Regions from separate parts of the Mus musculus genome. Here region 1 is linked to region 2. Evidence: chromatin contacts called from ENCODE POLR2A ChIA-PET data. All regions are on one chromosome and are shown on one strand. The core of a region is the stretch at or near the end of the contact, and the rest is flanking DNA. Distances in the headings are between cores, read along the strand shown. Region 1 holds the start of Dpp3 (dipeptidylpeptidase 3). Region 2 holds the start of Rbm4b (RNA binding motif protein 4B).

Region 1 (4,526 bases), core at 316-2,815, 170 kb before region 2:
GTGTTGCTGCAGGAGTGGAAACTGTATAGTGGAAGGTCTTATAAAATCAAAGGTCCTCTCACCTGTGCAATTGGTACAACAGTGATATGTTATCTCAGGGTTTTTGCAAGAATTAAATGAAATTCTATATGGCAAGCCGCTGGTAAAGGACTTCATTTAACATGCACTCCTGTTGACTGCGGTTATAACACGACACCATGCAGCTTGGTTGGGGGTCTTGGGCCCTGGGATCCTTCACTTGCCTGAATTTGCCCTTGGTGGCTATGGATAGCCCTTATTTTCCTATCTGGTTACACTTACATTTCAACTGGGTCTCAGTCAGACAACTTTATACCTCGTCTAGAAACAATGAGAACAGGCAAAAGGAAAGAAGAGGACTTTCCTCGGGACACATTTTTACAGAATTCCCCCTTATAATGACACTCACCAATCAGAACCAAGAGCTACTAGCGCTGTGGTGACAAGGCTGGCCTTAAGCACATGGTTGCTCTGGCCCCTCTAAATAGGCAAGGTAAGGAAGGTGTGTTGGATTTCAGTCCCGAAACACTACCTCCTACACAACTCTAGGGGACAGCACTACCTCTTGATGGCTGCCCATCCCTTGGGTAGACTTAGTCCTGAAGTAAAGCTGACAGTGTTCCAGAGTAAGAGAAGTGAGCTATCTAAAGTCACACAGCTGGTAGGAGACAGACATCTGATTGAACCCTAGACAGCCTAAGTCAGGCCCCAGCTCTTTGCAGTGCTTACCACATCTGGTCAGCAAGTACTTGCAAGAGCCATGGGTCACCCAGAAAGACTCCTCCCTGACTACCAAGAGTAAACAACATGCTTGTCTGCATCCTGGGCTGCCCTCCAGTCAATGTCACTGGAGACCGCTTTTCTATTCTAGCTGGCAAGTGGTCACACTAAGAAAGTGCCAGCTACTAGCTGGCCTCGACTTCAAGTGCGTTGAGGAAACTGGGGTTCCCAATGTTTTAAGGATGGCTTCCATGGCGACCCAGTGGAGCACCTGTAGCATTTTTCTGCACCCCTGGGACTACTGGTGGATGGGACTACTATTCGCACAGCCTACATACACTCTTTGTAAGAGCTTCGTAGTCTCCAAATAGCATCTCCAAATCCTAAATCCAGGGAGGAGGGGGTCCACATTATTATAGTCTTCTCTAAGTGGAGGTTCCTAACTGCCAAATCCAGGGTAGGGACACTGGAGGTGAAACCCCAAAGAGAGCAGGCTCCCAGCTACATGTGTGGAGGCTCCCGATGTATAGGAACTCTCACGTTTGGGGACCTTGTCAGTCCCCTCTGTCGGTACCCGACAGCAGCCACGCGGGGTACTGAGAAACTCAAACTTTTTCACCAAACATCGCCCTACGCCACGCCTCTGTGCAGTGAGGGCCAGCAGACAAAAGGCCAAGGCCTCGCGGTCCTTGCAAGGCAGGCACCACCCGTAGCGCTTGGGGGCGGGGAGAAGATGAGGGGAGGAACTGTCTTCGGTTCTTCTACTGGCTGTAGCTGCTGTCCGTCTGATCCCTGGGGCGACTACGGGTCGGTAGGGGCGGGGCTTGTGTCCCAATGAATGGGGCGGGGAGCCGGAAGCAGGAAGTGAGTTTGCGAACGGAGCAGCTGCAGCAGGTGAGGTACAGCGCCTTGGTTTTGGGGTCACGGTGTGTCATCTTCAGGAGATCAGAGCGAGGCCTGGCTGTGCATGCAAGATCATCCCCTTTCTGTCCACCCTTCAGTGCCTCTTCCAAATCTCTCCCAGCTTTTGGGCAAGGAGAATTTCCAGGCAGTAAAGAGTTAACACCTCTTTCCGAGCGAAGGGGTAGATGGGGCGGAGCCGCGCAAATAAGGAGTACAGAGGGTGGAAACGTGTCCTTAGCCAGGGGCGGAGCGTGGAGAATGTGGTGGGTTCGGAATTCCTTGGGTCCCAACTGAGCTGAAAAGCTTTGGATAAGTTGCTTGCTTTCCAAATGTCATATGGTTCCTATCTGGAAAATGGGTTGTGCCCTTATATGGCTTCCCAACAGAGCAACAGAAGAAAACAGGATAGTGAAGGGCTGAAGAAAGACATGAGACTGGGGCAGATGCTAGGAGGGAAAAGCTGGGACAAAATATCATTGCTGTTTTTGATTTATTTTTTGACAAGGTTTTATGTACCCCAGACTGACCTTGGAATCTGACCCTGGGCCTGGTTGTTGGTTAGACAAACTCTACCAACTGGGTCACATCCCTGTCCTGGATTTCATACCCAGCTGTTGAGCTTGGTGTCATACTCACAGTCAGTGTTGCAGAGGAGCAAAGAGCAGTGCAGGGAGGTGAAGCGGCTGCCCTGGGTTTTAGACCTTTTGGTGGAGCGGGGTTGGGACGGTGGGGTGGATATCCAGCATGAAGCCTTTGTCAGCAGTTGTGATGAGCTAGAGGTGTTGGGAAATTCTGAACAGAGACTAGGACATCTGAGAAGGTGGAGATGAGGCAGGGAGTGGCTGGGGCTGGGAGTCTAGTAATGAGGCTGTGTTCTGCCGGTTCTTCCTTCGTACACTTGGCATCCTGGGCCTTAGTGTCCTCATCTGTAATATGAAGTGATTGGATTCAGATTTTAAGTCTGAGAGGCCACAGGCCAAAGCTGGCCCGCAAGTATTTGAGTCTTTGAATCCCAGCATTTCAGGTGAATGGATGCGACTGGATTACTCCCTCCTGGACTTCTGGATGGAAGAAGTTAGTTAGCTCATGAGCTTTCAGAGCAGCCGCGAAGATGCTGCGCTCTCTGAGATGACTGTGATGTGTTCTTGCAGGGCTCATGGCAGATACCCAGTACATCCTGCCCAATGACATTGGTGTGTCTAGCCTGGACTGCAGGGAGGCATTCCGCCTGCTGTCACCCACAGAGCGCCTCTATGCCCATCACCTGTCTAGAGCTGCTTGGTATGGGGGCCTGGCAGTGCTGCTCCAGACATCCCCTGAAGCCCCCTACATCTATGCCCTGCTTAGCCGCCTCTTCCGTGCCCAGGACCCTGACCAGCTGCGCCAACATGCCCTGGCTGAGGGTCTTACTGAAGAAGAGTACCAGGTCAGTTCTCACAGGCTCGCCTGGCTTCTGAGGGGCTTCTGGAGATGTGCGAAGGACCAGGAACAAGGGGCATAGGGCTCTCTCTCCAACTAGGTAGAGGATTAGACTAAAGGGTGCTAGCTCACACACACACACACACACACACACACAGCCCTGTAGCTTCAGGCTTGTTTTCTGTAGAATGTGCATATGGTCTGCCATTAGTGTAGTGCCTGCTTCAAGATACAGGGAAACAAGCCAGGCATGGTGGCACACATCTTTAATTCCCATACGTGAGAGGCTGAGGCAGAAAGATTGCTGTGAGTCTGAGGCCAGCCTAGATACCATAGTTCTTAGCAGTCTGCCATGACTGTACACCTGATACTGAGGGACAGAGGAAGGCAGCCTGGGTAGATACCAAGGGTAGAATGTTCTGTTTGTCTCTTAGTTCTTGTTGGTGGATGTATTAGCCAAATACCATACTTGAATCTTATTATATTGCATCAATTCAGAAACATACGAAACACAAAAGGTCACACTTGTTCAGTCTTTTCAGAGGCAGGCACTGTGGCTGGTCCTTTTCCATTCTGTGTGAGTGCATTGGATACTGATACTTGTATGTGCACAGTATATCAGGCCCCCATTTAAACTACCTGGAACTCATTCTGTAGACCAGGCTGGCCTTAACCACAGAGATCGACCTGCCTCTGTCTCCCAAGTGCTGGGATTAAAGGTGAACCACCACTGGCTTAACTCACTTTTTTTTAAAACGTGAAATGACAGTCTTGGGTGTACATGTGCAAGTGTCAAACATAGACACCAGCAGAAAAGTATACGCCCTGGAGGCAGGATCTCTTTTACAAAGATTTGTTTTCTTATGTGTATGTGGTGTCAGTGCGTGTTGCCCACAGAGGCAAGAGGCATAGGACCCATTTGACATGGGTGCTAGGAACTGAACTTGGGTCCTCTACCAAGCTCTCCATTACTAAGCCATTTCTTCAGTCCCCAAACAGGGGCTTACAGTGAACCTGGAGCTTGTTCTGGCAAGGCTGACTGGCTTTCAAGCTCCCATGATGGGCGGTGTACACAGCCACCTTCCTCCCAGTGCTGAGGTCACGTGTGCATGGTCACGTGTGCCTGACTTCTTGATGTGAGTGCTGCATGCTCAGACCCAGGTCCCCGCGCTCGCCCAGCAAGTGCTCTTACGCACTGAGCCTCTCCCCAGCCCTGTTTGACCTCTTACATCATGTTCTCGGTGTTCTGGATACTGCCCATTTTGCAGATCCCTGTATCCTGGAGAATCTCCATTGGGTGTATATCCTGTAGGACCGGGAAAGGCAATGTCCACTTCATTTATTGGCCGTGAAACACTCTAAAGCAGTGTGCAATGTAATCAAATAAGTATTTGGGTGGTTCAGGTTGGTTGGTTTGTTTGGTTTGTTTTATTTTGTTTTGGTTTTTGGTTTTTCAAGACAGGGTC
Region 2 (4,381 bases), core at 204-2,703:
CCTTCTCACACTACCTAACTACTTCTCTGCCTAGGCAACTTAAGACTTGTGACAGTACTCAAGTGAATGAAGACCAAAGGCAGGCAGGCAGGAGCCCATGCAGTTGTGGAGAAGGAGCTTGGCGAATACAATGGGGAAGGCTTACTTCCCCAGAGTGAATTATGCTAAGAGTAGTAAACATAACCTGTTCTTTGCATTTAAAAGAATGGCAGAAGCCACTCTTGAAGCCCTGTGGTCTTGTGTTCTTCCCTCTGCCTTGAGCTAGAGACTCCACGAAGGTCTGCCACCCAATCCCCAGAACAGTTCACCTTGAAACTCTGTGTTGTCGAGGCCCCTGATGGCCTCCACCGCATCCTCTGCCCGCTCCATGTGTACAAAGGCATAATCTTTCACGATGTCACATTCGATGACTGGGCCGTACTCCTCAAACTTGGCCCGAAGCTCTTGGTTGGTACAAGTGGGGCTGATGTTGCCCACGTGTAACTTGGTTGAAGCTTTGCTCTTATTCTTGCTGGCTTCCACATTGATGTTCACTCCGTGCAGCTTGTAGTGGTGCAGGTTGCGTATGGCATCCTCAGCGGCCGTCTTGTCCTCTATGTGCACAAAGCCATAATTCTTAATGATGTCACATTCCAGCACCTTCCCGTACTGCTCGAAGAGTGAGCGGATCTCCTGCTCTGTGGCCTCCCGGGGCAGATTTCCAATGAACAGCTTCACCATCCTGACAAGAGCCTGGCAGAGAAGAAACAAGATTTTAAAAGTCAGGTGTGAAGTGAGAAACTGACACTACAGCACACCCCGACCCTCACAGTTCTTTTTGAGAGAGGAACTGCTGTGTGACAATGCCAACAGAAGGTCGGGGGTCAGAATGCACAACAAGGTCTAAGATATATATCCGTGAGGTCAGGCACATTGACTCTACAAGGTTAGCTCCTTCACGGTTTAGCACAGGGATGAAAGACAAGTGGAAGGCATGAAGTATCTGAATGTCCCTAGTTACGGGTTTTTGGAGGGAAATCTGTGTACCTCTCCACAGCGCGGTATCCCCTCCCACCATACTCCAAGAACGAAAGCCCTCTTTCACCCAACACTGGACCCCTATCCTCAGCGGCCCAACCTCCGCTGCAACATCCCAACAAAGACTCGGCCCGACCCCTGCCCCGCCCCCTCCGGAGACCCGGCCCCGCCTCCTTTCCTTGTCTTCCCGGGACCTTCCTCAGAAGATGAGTGGCCCCAAACCCGAGCCTTCCCGGCCCTCCGAGGTCCGGCCCAGTCCGCTCCAGGGCTTCCCACACACCCACAGCATCCTCTCCTACCTCCGGGTGGTGCCGGCGGTGGCGGCGGGTCCCGCGTCAGAGAGAACCCTACAAAATGGCGACGGCCGCTCGAGCCTCGGCGCGACCGGGCGCTTTCTCGCGCGCCAGCTCACGCACGCGCGAGTGCGCGCTGCCTGCCTCCCCTCCCCCTCGCAGGAGCGGGGCGACCAATCCTGCGGCCGCACACAACTGTCCGCCCCCCGTGCGGGGGCGGGGTCATGTGGTGACGGCACTGCGGAGCGAAGGTCAGCCCGCCCCCAGCCCGGGCTAGCCAATCACCGCCTTGGGAGTGGGTCGCGGCTTGCGCGTCAAGGGGGCTCAGGAAGCAACCATTGCCTTGGCAAAACCGTAAGGCCCGGGGGAGTCTCTAAGCATCACAATGGATCGTGGTATTGGGCGCACTGTCGAGGGGGCTGATGACAAAGGGTTGTGTCACTGGGCCCGCTAGAAGGGGGTTTTCTCAACCTCTGGCTGCTGAGAGCGATACTTCAGAAACCCAGGCACTACCACATCTTAACCTAATCTCTCCCTTGTTTGGGTAGGAAGGGGTAAGAATTCCCGTAAAACAATTTAATTTTCACTGCAATAGTGTTGTTCATTGGTGAAGAAGCTGAGACTGAGAGTGGAGTAGAAAGATAATCTGGGTTAGAACTAGGTTAGGTCTGAGGGAGGCATTTCTCTATCCAAACTATACTTTGTCATGTTTATTCATGAATATACGTGGGCTGGCTTTCCCTCGTAGTATCTGTCTATCCTGGTTCCTGAAATGTGGTGAGCATTACCAAGGAATACGTTGTCCAGAGGTCCAGGGAGAATCCAGGTTTGGGGAATGAGTGACAAGGGTTCCGCATCCGTCCCAAGCTGCCTGAGGCACAGGCAATTGTCAGGCTCCAGACTCTCTGTTGCGGTCCAAGGGCACCTCCTGGTGGCAAGCAGGGTACCAGCTTGGTGGATCACTATCACAAAGCAGCGGGCTTACAGACATTGAGGGATTGAATTCATCTCCTAGAAGAGGCACCGGGATGGTTGTTAGACCATCCCCATTGTTGTCAAAACAATTCCCCATTGTGGTAGTTCCAACACCAGCTCCTCCAATAGTATAGAGATCAGTTCCCCGAGTTGACTTCCTGCACCCAAGCTACTTGGAAACATTTCTTTACCAAATCCATGTTTCCCACTCATTTCAGAAGGCATTGTCTAATTGTAATTACACATTTTTAAAATTAATTTTTTTTGGTTTGTTTTTCGAGATGGGGTTTTCTGGCAGTCTTGGCTGTCCTGGAACCTCCTCGGGATCTGCTATCACCTAACCTTGTACATTGTATTTTGGGATCTCTTCCCAAATTTGTGGGGGCTCCACAACTAATGCTCTACTAACAGTTCCCATTTTTTTCTTTTTTAAGATTTATTTATTTATTTATTATATGTAAGTACACTGTAGCTGTCCTCAGACACTTCAGAAGAGAGAGTCAGATCTCGCTATGGATGGTTATGAGCCACCATGTGGTTGCTGAGATTTGAACTCCTGACCTTCGGAAGAGCAGTCCGGTGCTCTTACCCACTGAGCCATCTCACCAGCCCAGTTCCCATTTTTCTATACAATTTCATTTCACCCCCTTTCTCCCTCCCTGCCTCTTTTAGACATGGCTTTTCTGTGTAGTCAAGGCTGTCCAAGAACTGGCTGTGTAATCCAGACTAGCCTTGAACTCACACTCCTACCTCAGCCTCCCAAGTGCTGGTTAATTACAGGTGTGTGATATCATTTCTAGCCTCCAGTTTTATCGTTTTTTATTATGTGAGTTGGGTGGTGATGAGCACATTCAGGCGGCTCTGTGAGTTGGAGGCCAGCCTGGTCTAAGAGCAACTTCCAGAACACTAAGGGCTACAGAGAGAAGCAATGTCTCAAACAAACAGACAAAACAAAACCCCATACCCCAAGACAACCAAACCAAACCAAACCCTAACATGTGTAAGTAGTACCAAGTTCCCAGAAAAAAAGAAAAAAAGAAAAAAGCCCTGCTAGAATATCCTCCACTTGGAACACAGAGGCACTATGTTTGTCTGTTCTGTTTTTCCTGTCATTACCAAGGTCTGGTAGTAACTTTTCTAATTTTTGTCAGTTGAAAAGGTGTAAAGTTTTATTCACAACTCGACGTAGTTTGTTTTTGTCTTGTTTCTAATGAATTTCAAAATACCTTGTTCTTATCATTTGTGCGAATGTACATTTCCTGCTTTCCGTCTTCTGTCTGGATTTTAGGTCTCAGCCTTTGGGTTGAGCTGTCGAGTTTTCCTCATATTGTAGCTATTTCTACTTGGTTCAGATATCTTGTCATTACACTAATAGCTTTGTTTTTTGAGGGAAATATTTTTAATGTAACCAAATTATTGTTTCCTAAAGCTTTCTCTTTTATGTTCTCTTTAAGATACCCTCTCCTACCACAGCTCATGTAGATAGTCTATTCTCTTCCATTCCTATTACCTTTCACTCTTAGATCTGTGGTCCAGTTTGAACAGTGCCATACAATAGAGATACAATGAGTCATATAAGTAATTCGTGATAAACTGTGAAAATGGTCTGTGGGTTCAGCTCAATAGTAAAGCATTAATCTAACAACCACAAAGCTCTCGGTTTCATACCTAGCACAGTGAATAAATACAAATTTCCAGGAAACATCAAACTATAAAACCTTGAAATCTATTTTAATATTTTTGACATTCTAACATGAGACCAATATAAAAATTGAGATAATTGAATTCCCCTTGAAGTCCTGAATATCTGTTATTTCATACCTTCAGCACATCGCAGTTTACACTTGCCACACGTTGCATACTCAGTAGTCCACTGTGGCCATTAGCTTCCATGTGGGTCAACACAAGCAAAACCCACCCTCGTCAGTGGTGGTCGGTAAAAGTGCAAAGTATGAGCCCATTCATTGCTGCTGATCCCTGCTTCCCACCGGTCTGCAGGGCCAACACTGGTGTTATTTTTGTCCCCATAGCTTTCAGGGCCCCGTTCTATCTATCATCCTTCTCCTCTCTCCCACCGATACTCCAAGATGTCTTTC

What was found. ChIA-PET counts read pairs that join two places held with the same protein, here RNA polymerase II (POLR2A).
Region 1: POLR2A ChIA-PET joins it to region 2 with 12 read pairs in Patski. The contact joins the promoter of Dpp3 here to the promoter of Rbm4b in region 2. POLR2A ChIA-PET finds 5 or more read pairs at or near these places in 2 of 5 experiments (Patski and embryonic stem cell).

What each region holds. Positions count from the first base shown.
Region 1 is chr19:4,925,326-4,929,851 of GRCm38, reverse strand. Dpp3 (dipeptidylpeptidase 3) reads left to right here and starts at 1,565. Exons shown (of 18, transcript NM_133803.2): 1 at 1,565-1,632; 2 at 2,793-3,067. The coding sequence starts at 2,798. It also overlaps a transcript of Peli3 not described here.
Region 2 is chr19:4,753,597-4,757,977 of GRCm38, reverse strand. It overlaps Rbm4b (RNA binding motif protein 4B), which reads right to left and starts at 1,453. Exons shown (of 4, transcript NM_025717.3): 1 at 1,317-1,453; 2 at 309-732. The coding sequence starts at 720. The region is part of intron 2 of Gm21992 (predicted gene 21992); the gene reads left to right. It overlaps Sptbn2 (spectrin beta, non-erythrocytic 2), which reads right to left. Exons shown (of 37, transcript NM_021287.2): 37 at 4,000-4,381.